Linked DNA regions of Homo sapiens: region 2 is linked to region 1. A link is an interaction called in ENCODE POLR2A ChIA-PET data of the cell type or tissue named here. Cell type or tissue: B cell. All regions are shown on one strand. Each heading gives the region's core, and the rest is flanking DNA. Links, peaks and the distances in the headings are about the cores only.

Region 1 (5,370 bases), core at 198-5,197:
AGGCCAGGCATGGTGGCTCCCACCTTTAATCCCAGCACTTTGGGAGGCCAAAGCAGGTGGATTATCTGAGGCCAGGAGTTCGAGACCAGCCTGGCCAACATGGTGAAACCCCGTCTCTACTAAATATACAAAAACTAGCCAGGCAAGTTGGTGTGCGCCTGTAGTCCCAGCTACTTGGGAGGCTGAGACATGAGAATTGTTTGAACCCAGGAGGCAGAGGTTGCAGTGAGCCGACATTGTGCCACTGCACTCTAGCCTGGGTGACGAAATGAGACTCTGTTTCAATTTTAAAAAAACAAAAATTATGAGATGTCGCGGGGCAGCAGTCAAGTGCCAAGCAAGTGGGGTAGATATCAGAGGGTGGAGAGCCCACCCAGCAGTGAGAGGAGGCTGCAACTGACTGCTGCCCCTGGGGAAGGTGGGACGGGGGCCAGATTCACAGGGGAGCCATGTGAGCTTGGTTCTCAGCAGGCTGGGTTTGGAGTGGATTGTGGAAAGAGTAGGGACGTATTAGGGTGAAGCTGGAGGTGGGTGTGGAGGAAGGCCAGGGGACCCTGACATGAATGTGGATGCAGGAACCCTCAGCTGTCTCTGAAACCAGGAGGGCTGGGGAAGGACCCTGTGCATGTCCTAGATTCTGTGGCCCCAGGAGTTACTGCTCAGGAAGCAGGGCAGCCTCCTCTTTGGTGTATGTGTGCAAGAGAGAGGTCGTGGTGGGCTGTGGGTTGTTAGTCTCTCTCCCAGGAGCACCTGGCAACCTGAACTACCCCTGCTCCCTCCCCACCCTGCCCCAGATCTGGTGAAACCACCAACCAGGCGGAGGCAGGGCAGAGGCTGTCACTGCCACACACCTTCAGAGCTCCCTACAACTTACGTTCATGCTGCTGAGATACTGATGAGAGCTGGAGAAGCTGTCAGGCTGGTGTGGGTGTGGACAAGCCCCACTGTCCTAGGAAGACCTGGACATGATCTTTTTAGGTGCAGTGTAATGTGATGGGGGTGGTGGGATGATGTTTGAGATGGGGATGGCAGACATGGCTTAGAATCCTGACTTTGCTGTTTATTAGCAGCCTGACCTTGGGCTAATCACCCAAACCTCAGCGTCCTGTCTGTATAGTGAGAATAATAATAACTACCTCAAGTGGTAGCAAAAGTGCCTGTATTTGAGAGCTTGTCCGTCACTAGAAATAGTTTTTTTTTCTTTTTGAGATGGAGTTTCACTCTTGTTGCCCAGGCTGGAGTGCAATGGCACAATCTCGGCTCACCGTAACCTCCGCCTCCCGGGTTCAAGCGACTCTCCTGCCTCAGCCTCCTGAGTAGCTGGGATTACAGGCATGTGCCACCACGCCTGGCTAATTTTTCGTGTTTTTACTAGAGACAGAGTTTCACCATGTTGGCCAGGCTGGTCTCGATCTCCTGACCTCAGGTGATCCACCTGCCTTGGCCTTCCCAAAGTGCTGGGATTACAGACGTGAGCCACCGCGCCCAGCCTAGAAGTGATTTTTGTCAGGAGACAGAAGACCTTTAGTGATTGGAGTCAAGCAGGTGGAGTGTGAAGATCAGCTCTGCCCTTTAGCTGTGGAACCTTGAGCAAGCCACCTCACCTCTCCACGCCTCTGTTCTGTCACCTTTTGGAGATGAATAATGCCCATCTCACAGGGCAGCTGTGGCCAGTGCATACTGCCATGCCTGTAAAGTGCCTACTGCACAGCCCAGGACATAGAAAGATGGTAACTGAGGTTTTGTTGTGGTTGTTCACTAGCATTGCATAGGACCCAGGTCTGATCCCTTCATTCAGCTGGTGTGATTGTGAGTCAAGGATCTGATATCCCCAAAGAAAGGACTGCAAGTATTTGCCAGTCAGACTTTATTTGTTACAAGATACGATATTGCACATGTATTCCTGTGTTCTTCATCAGAAGACCTGAATTCAAATCTCCAGTTCATTACCTATTAGGACTTGCTCACTCCCTCTTTCTCTCCCAGCCTCAGTGTCCTCGTAGGGGAAATGGGAATGCTAATAATGGCCTACTTCACAGAACTGTGGTGAAGACAAAGCCAATCAAGCATGTGGATCAGTGAGTATGCGCAGGGCTGCAAGGGCCAGAAATCCCAGGATCTTACTGCTGGGGTTAGATACTGATCTAAGGAGCTTAAGTAGTAAGAACTGTGGATGTGGGGCAGCCTGCAGAGCTGGTTGATTTAGGGCTCGGTGACATCATCAAGGCTGGGCTTGGGACTGCCTGGGTTCCCTGAGAGGCGTGGAACCATGGTGGGAAGATGTAGGAAAGATGAGGATGATGATTGACAGATCAGTCTGGAATTGTTGCCTGCTAAAGTTCATTCATCCATTCTTTCGATAGCTACGAACTGAGCACCCACCAGGTGCCAGTCACGGGACTGGGCCTTGGAGAACAGACGTGACCCACCTGCATTGTGATCCACTGCTGTGTAACAAATCACCACAAAACATAGGGGCTGACGGCAATAGCTCTCAGTTGCTACACCTCACAGCCTCTGAGCATAAGAACTGGGGACCAGGCGTGGCTGGGATAGCTGTCTCTGCTCAGCGATGTCTGGGGCCTCAGATGGAAGATTTGAAGGCTGGGAGGAGAATCATCTGAAGGTTCACTGATGTGGCTGGCACACAGTGTCGCTGGGCACACAATGTCGCTGAGCCCTGGACTGGGGCTATCCTCTGGAACACCTGCACACGGCTTCTCCATGGGACCAGGGCTTCCTCAGGGCATGATGACTGAGTTCCAAGAGTGAGTATCCCAAGGGAGAGAGCAGGTGGGATCTGTGTACTTTCTATGACCAAGCCTCGGAAGTCATAGGGCCTCTGTTCTGCCATACTCCTTTGGCCGTGGTGATCACAAGCCATATGGTCACAAGCCCCCAGCTGCCTCTCAGTGGGAAGAATGTGGGTCACATTCTAAGAAGAGCAGGTGGGATGGAATTGACACGGTGGGTGGCCATCTTTGGAGAGTACAATCTGCCACACTCCCCTTGAATGATGCTCACGTCTAGCTGGGAAGACATACATGAGCATGCAGCAATAAAGTGCACAAACCGTCACACAGGTACAAGGTGCTTAGGGCCATGGCAGAAGTAGTATCTACTTACCCTGGAACCCTGGAGGAGGCTTTTGAGCTGAATCTCAGATGAGTCAGACTGGAGCAGGTGGAGCCTGGGCGGACGGTCTCAGCAGAGGGAGTCATCTAGCAAAGGGGTGTGCTCTGGGAAGGGCAGGAGGATTCTGTGGCTGGAGCTCAGGCTTCAGGTTCAGTGTGGAGGAGGGAAGAAAGGCTGCAGAGGTAAGTTGAGGCCAGACGCGGGGTGCCTAAGAGCAGACTCATTAGTCCCTGCCCTCCTCCAGTCCCTGGTCCTCTGCACACAGTAGGCACTTCATAAATATTGATTGAAATTGGAGTGAGCAGTGTGTGTTGAAGAGGAAACCAAATCCCAAAGAGAGGCCGTGGGGCCTCCTGGAGGGAGCATGGGATAAAGACAGGGAGAACCCACTTTCATATCATAGGAACTTGAGATTCTCTTTCTCAGTTGTTGCCTTTCCAGTATTTTTCAATGTCTCTGCAAGAGTTCACGGGGGCTGAGAGCAGCCCCTGAGTCACTTCTCGTTCCTATCCCTCACCCCCAGCTGGATTCTTGGGTCTTCTTCCCTCCATACTGGTCCCCAGAGAGTGTGGACTCTCTGCCTCTTGTAGGTGAGGAGGAGGCGGCTGGCTGAGGAGGTGGCAGAGGCAAGTGAAAGGGCCAGGAGGGTGAGGATGGAGAGAAGGGGAGGGAAAAGAAGGAGATGGAGGGGGAGAAGATGAAGTTGCTAAGTGTATGATCAGTGCCAGAGCCAAAAGCCCATACTACAAATTGCTTTTTCCTTCACACTTGTCCCAGGGAAAGGCCCAATTAAAATAGCACCTATTGGAAATGGAAGGGTAATTGGACCAGGCAGCTTATTAGGCCCATCTCCAAGAGCATTCAGGGGCAGCCATGAGCTTCAGGAATTTCCACCATGTGAACTTAGCGGGGGAGATGACCCCGAGCAGCAAGGGCTGACAGGATGGGGCTGCCCCACCATCCTGCCTGCCCGGGGCCCTGCTCAGTGGCTTGAGAGGGCAGGGACTGGTCTGTGTGGGGGCACTCTTCTGTGGTGGGGTAGTTCAGTGGGCTGAGACATGGGGCTGATGAGATCAAAACTGTCCAGTTCCAAATCCCAGAACAGAGGAAAAGCGGGGCCAGAAGTGGTCTTGGGGACCACCAAGCCAGACTTTCTGGGGGAGAATGACTTGCCAAGGGTGACCCAGTCGGTGATGAGAGATCTGGAGTCAGAGGGGGAAGTCACCGACTCCCAATCCAGTGCTGCTGCCCAGGGACAGTCTCACCATGCCACGCTGTCCTAAACTAGCCTGTGGCCCTCGCCCCAACTACACGCCCATGGCCTGTCACTGTACCATGTTCATGCCAGGCACAGCTAAGTCAGGGTGGCAGGAGCCACGCCAAAGGCTTCTCCAGCTTGAGGGCATCATCTCTCCACACCCCTCAGTTATTGACAGAAACTGGCACACGCACTGCCAGACCACGCTGTCCCTAGGAGGAGGCAGACAGAGGTGGACGCAGCCCACAGGCTTGGCTGGAACGGCGGGTTCCAGAGGTGCCCGCTGGCCGCCCACAGTGAAGTCTGGTAGGGGTGGCACTCTCCCCACAGGTTACCCATTGGACCAGAGCTCATCCACCCAGAGCCCATTTCCATGACAACAGCAAGCTCCTTACCCATCAATTTCATCCTTAAAGATTCCCACCCCAGCTTTCTGAGCCTGGGCTCCTCGCCCAGCTGCCGCGCCAGCCCACGTCTCCAGATCACAGGTTTAGCAGTGACTTGTCAAGCTGCCAGAGAGAGCCTCCTGGGAGGTGCCTTTTAACTGGCGTAGCCCTTGAAAACGACCATATAATCACCTGCTAATTGGATTAGGAACTTGTTCCCAGGGACTTTCTTTTGCCCCCATGTTGAGGCCACCCTACTCCATTCTTCCGGAACTTAGCATTGGAGAGCTTCCCCGTTCCCCTCTGCACAACCTCCCAGGCCAGGGTAATGCTGACAGGGTTGCCCCAAAGTCAGATAGTGACACAAGAGGAAAAGGAAACCTCTAATTTTCTGGGGCCCAGGTACACTCAGAGAGGAAAAATGGCCCAGGGTGGGAGAACACACAGGGCCCTCTCTTCCCCCACTCTGCCCGCCTTTCAGCCTTGCAAGAAAATCTGGCTTTTCCCTCGGGGTGTTTGCCTCGCTGCTTCTCCCCCCCAGACATCACCTCCCTCACAGCCCAGCTCCATGTTCACCCCCACCAGGAAGTC
Region 2 (5,370 bases), core at 296-5,295, 150 kb after region 1:
TGCCATACAAAGCGTAGATATGGATGGACTTCTAAATATTTTACTAAGAGCAATAGATCAAAACAGGTGCCCAACCAAAATTTTTATTTTATTTTTTTTAGAGACAGGGTCTCACTGTCACCCAGGCTGCTCGAGGGCAGTGGTGTGATCAGAGCTCACTGTAACCTCAAACTCTTAGGCTCAATCAAGTGATCCTCTTGCCTCAGCCCCCTGAGTAATGAGGACTATAGGCGTGTGCCACCATCCTCAGCTAATTGTTTTTATTTTTTGTAGAGACAGGGGTCTCACTCTGTTGCCCAGGCTGGTCTAGAACTGCTGGCCTGAAGCAATCCTCCTGCCTTGGCCTCCTAAAACTCTGGGATTACAGGTGTGATCCACCATGCCCAGCCTCAACCAAAAATCTTAAATTTCTAACGAGCATGGAAAGGGGGAAGTGGGATGAAAAACTTTCCTCAAAACAGAAGAATAGTGCAAATGAGGAAAAACAATAAAAGACCATAAAGTGGTCAGGGGCACTAAGACCTATGCAGGCAAAACAACAATTAAAACCTTACAAGAGGCCAGATGCGGTAGCTTACGCCTGTAATCCCAGCATTTTGAGAGACCAAGGTGGATGGATCACCTGAGGTCAGGAGTTCGAGACCAGCCTGGCCAATATGGTGAAACCTTGACTCTACTAAAAAGACAAAAATTACCCGGTGTGGTGGCACACGCCTGTAGTCCCAGCTACTCGGGAGGCTGAGGAAAGAGAATCACTTGAACCCGGAGGTGGAGGGTGCTGGGAGCCAAGATCCCACAACTGTACTCCAGCCTGGGCAACAGAGCAAGACTCTCTCTCAAAAAAAAAAAAAGCTTCCAAGAAAATTATGCAAGCCGGGCGCAGTAGCTCACGCCTGTAATCCCAGCACTTTGGGAGGCCGAGGGGAGGCAGATCATTTGAAGTTAGGAGTTCAAGACCAGCCTGGCCAACATGGTGAAATTCTATCTCTACTAAAAAAAAAAAAAAAAAGAACTTACAAAAATTAGCCAGGCGTAGTGGCGCATGCCTGCACTCACAGCTGCTTCGGAGGCTGAGGCAGGAGAATCGCTTGAACCTGGGAGTCAGAGGTTGCAGGGAGTCAAGATTGCACTCCAGCCTGAGCGACAAAAGCAGAACTCCATCTCAAAAAAAAGAAAATGCAAAGCGACCTCAGAGACAGTTTAAATATATAAAAAGCTAGTGCCAAATAAAACTGGGTGGGTCACTTGATAAACAGGATATAAACAGTGGATAAAAAGCAAGACAGCTGGTATATATAATTCTTATTTGCTTCAATATTTACTGGGGAAGATAGAGGGGAAAAAGCTATCTAAATTACTCTTTAAAACATACAAATCACTAATAGTGAATCAAATGCATCATTAAATATACTAAATTCCTCAAACTGACATGTCAGATGTCAGGTAGTCATGAAGACCCAAAATAGTCTCTATGGGTTTTTTGTTTGTTTGCTTTTTGAGACAGTCTCACTCTGTTGCCCAGGCTGGAGTGCAGTGGCACCATCTCGGCTCACTGCAAGCTCTGTTGCCCGGGTTCAAGAGATTCTCCCACCTCAGCCTCCCAAGTAGCTGGGATTACAGGCGTGCGCTACCACATCCGGCTAATTTTTGTATTTTTAGTAGAGATGGAGTTTCACTGTGTTGCCCAGGCTGGTCTCAAACTCCTGACCTCAAGTGATCCGCCCACCTCGGCCTCCCAAAGTGCTGGGATTTCAGGTGTGAGCCACTGCGCCTGGCCCCTTCTCTGTGTTTTAAAGGCATTTAAGTATAAATTATTAAACTGCAGGACAGAACATATTAGCTGACGGTCATATGAGTGACCTTCTCTAAATGCCAGGAGGATAGAATCCACTTTTCCTTTATCAACATTTTCCTTGCTCAACTTCTGGCATATTAGGTACTCAACAAATATGTGCTGAACCAAAATGAACAAAAAAATGCTGTCATCAAAGTAACTCCCATCCACTCAAGTAGGCTGCAACTTCAAACTGCCCAAACTGGCAAATCTCTAATAAAGATGGGCTCAGAAGACATACCAGCATGAATAACCTTCTGAGGAAAAGACAACATGGATTCTAAAAGTGGAAATCACACCACACCAGTTCACCCAAATTCTCTGAGAAAATAAATATGTGAATATAATTTATGTGAGCTTTCACAAAACTCTTGATAAGATTCTAAGTAAAGATTTTTTTTTTTGAGGCTGAGTCTCGCTCTGTCGCCCAGGCTGGAGTGCAGTGGCGCGATCTCGGCTCACTGCAAGCTCCACCTCCCGGGTTCACGCCATTCTCCTGCCTCAGCCTCCCGAGTAGCTGGGACTACAGGCGCCCACCACCACGCCCCGCTAATTTTGTTTTTTTGTATTTTTAGTAGAGACGGGGCTTCACCGTGTTAGCCAGGATGGTCTCAATCTCCTGATCTCGTGATCCACCTGCCTCAGCCTCCCAAAGCACTGGGATTACAGGAGTGAGCCACCACACCCGGCCCTAAAGATTATTTTTTTAAAGACCTGAGTGGCCACAGAATGAGTACATTTACTGTAGACTGGACATAATTGAGACACAGATAATTATGGGTAGATGCTGAGGTACTTCCCCAAATGAAGAAGTATAAACAGAAGATTGATAATTTTTTAGAAATGCTCCTCAGAAACTGCACAGGGTGAGAGGAGAAAGGGTCAAGGGAAGGCAAATACTAATGTTTTTAGGAGCAAAAGAGGAAATAAGTCTGCAGAGGAAACCAAGAGTATGAGCCGGGCTCGGTGACTCACGGCTGTAATCCTAGCACTTTGGGAGGCCAAGGCGGGCAGATCACGTGAGGTCAGGAGTTCGAGACCAGCCTGGCCAACATGATGAAAGCCCGTCTCTACTAAAAATACAAAAATTAGCCACGTGTGGTGGCAGGTGCCTGTAATCCCAGCTACTGGGGAAGCTGAGGCAGGAGAATCGCTTGAACCCAGGAGGCGGAGGTTGCAGTGAGCCGAGATCGCGCCACTGCACTCCAACCTGGACGAAAGAGCAAGACTCCGTCTCAAAAAAAAAGTTTCAAAGATAAAACAAAAATCTTGTTAAGAATACATGAGACGCTAAAGAAATAATCTACTTTAATTCATGCTATCAATTTTCATTTCCTATGTGTAGGTGTTGAGGGTCTAGTACCCATGATAAATGACATACACCTGTTCTGGGCTGACTTTTGTTCCCTAAAAGAGATAGGTAGTACTCCAGGGGGCTGGGCACAGTGGCGCATGCCTGTAATCCCAGCACTTTGGGAGGCCAAGGCCACAGGATCACTTGAGCTCAGGAGTTCAAGATCAGCCCGGGCAACATGGCAAGACCCCGTCTCTACTAAAAATACACAAAAATAGCCAGGTGTGGTAGTGCGCACCTGTAGTCCCAGCTACTCGAGAAGCTGAGGTGGGAGGATTGCTTGAGCCCGGGGATGAGGGGGCTGGAGGTTGCAGTGATCCAAGTGCCACCGCACTCCAGCCTGGATGACAGAGGAAGACCCCGTCTCAAAAAAAAAAAGAAAAAGAAAAAAAAAGGAGATATGTAGTACTCCTAACATTCAGTACCTCAGAATGGGATCTTAGAGACAGGATCTTCAGGCCAGGTGGCTTCCCTTCCTCTCTGCGTCGGTCCGTCCCACCTCGGCTCGGCCTGGCGACCCTAACTCCGCTCCGCGCCCCCGGCCGCGGCCCCGGCCCGCCTCCTGGGCAGCCAGGCCCCCCGGCCACTCGGCCGGCAGCCCGCGGCCCAGGTCTGCAAGTGGGAGCTGGGCTGGGGTCCCCATGCTCCACACACGCGTCTCCTCTCCCCCAGCCCTGCCGCTTCCAGGGCCCTCGGTGACGCCCGCTCCCCGGGCCCCTCGGCCCCCCGCCTCTCAGCCGGGCGCTCCCTCGGGGCCGCCTCCTCTGCCTCACCATCATCCTTGCCCACTCGTGCTCCCACCCCCAGGGGCACCAGAGCCAACGGCTGCTCCCCCAGCCTCGGACCTTCCTGCGCGGCTCAACCAAGCCTAGAAGTGGGGGCGGGGAATCTTCCGCCCTCCTCTGGCGCTCATTGGCCCTTCAGGGGCACATCGTGAGCGCCATTGGCTGACTGATGGTGTCCGTCAGAGCGATGGGGCGGGACAGAAAGGGGAGAGGGAAGCTGGTGCCTTGGCATTTCTGTGTCTGTGTATCTGTCTGTCTCTGTCTCTATCTCGGCCCTTGGAAACGAGAGGCTTTTGGCCGAGAGGACTAGAAGGGGGCCTGAGGTGGGAGGAATAGGAATAGGAATCCCGGCAAAGCGTCACGCCAGTCGGCTACTCTGAACCCCCTACCTAAGTCCCCTTTAGGTTCTCTTCTCCATCACCCCCAACCCCTGCCCCTCACCCCTCGAGGTTCCTTCATCCAGGAAGCGACGTGATGAAAACTCCAGGCCGGAAAGCCATAGGGAGAGATGTTATATAGGTATATAAAATACACACACACACACACACACACACACACACACACACACACACACACACACAAAGTATTAGCTGTGAGTTGTTAATAGATGCTCTTCATTTAGGTTGAGGAAGTTTCTTTCTGTTCCTAATTTGTTGAGTATACATCTTTTATTTTATTCATTTAAAATGTTATTTCAAGAAGAAATTTGGGCCGGGCACGGTGGCTCACACCTGTAATCCCAGCACTTTGGGAGGCCAAGGCAGGTGGATCACCTAAGGTTAGGAGTTTGAGACCAGCCTGACCAACATGGTGAAACCCCGTCTCTTCTAAAAATACAAAAACTAGCAGGGTGTGGTGGTGCATGCCTGTAATTTCAGCTACTCAGGAGCCTGAGAGAGAAGAATCACTTGAACCCAGGAGGCGGAGGTTGCAGTGAACCGAGATCACATCATTGCACTCCAATCTGGGCAACAAGAGGGAAACTCCATCTCAAAAGAAAAAAATAATTAAAAAGTAAAAAATAAAAAAAGGGATTTGACCAGGTGCAGTGGCTCACGCCACTAATCCCAACGCTTTGGGCGTCCAAGGCGGGCAGATCACTTGAGATCCGGAGTTCAAGATCAGCCTGACCAACATGGTGAAATTCTGTCTCTACTAAAAAGATACAAAAATTGCCCAGGCATGATGGCTCACGCATTTAATCCCAGCACTTTGGGAGGCCGAGGCGGGTTGATCATTTGAAGTCAGGGGTTCGAGACCAGCCTGGGAACATCATGAAACTCCATCTCTACTAAAATACAAAAATCACCCGGCTGCAATGGTGCACGCCTGTAATCTCAGCTACTTGGGAGGCTTGGGCAGGAGAATCACCGGAACCAGGAGGTGGAGGTTGCAGT

Evidence for each region. ChIA-PET counts read pairs that join two places held together with the same protein. Peaks named below come from ENCODE experiments on the same cell type or tissue, not always from the same donor. Only the 100,000 strongest peaks of a DNase experiment are listed, where the experiment ranks them.
Region 2: POLR2A ChIA-PET joins it to region 1 with 5 read pairs; 4 of 35 experiments call an interaction of 5 or more read pairs at or near these places.

The regions. Positions count from the first base shown.
Region 1 is chr17:46,946,580-46,951,949 of GRCh38, forward strand. It overlaps a transcript of LRRC37A2 not described here and a transcript of GOSR2 not described here. Among named protein-coding and RNA genes, the nearest start is that of MIR5089, 24 kb to the right of the region's middle. In B cell, for the core only: no CTCF peak of the experiment used is centred there; no DNase peak of the experiment used is centred there.
Region 2 is chr17:47,096,222-47,101,591 of GRCh38, forward strand. LOC101927060 (a long non-coding RNA gene) reads right to left here and starts at 4,064. Exons shown (of 9, transcript XR_243711.6): 1 at 3,614-4,064. RefSeq lists an enhancer at 1,866-2,491 and a silencer at 3,786-4,065. In B cell, for the core only: no CTCF peak of the experiment used is centred there; DNase peaks (open chromatin) are centred at 1,130, 2,640 and 4,050; H3K4me3 peaks cover 3,218 bases; H3K27ac peaks cover 4,134 bases.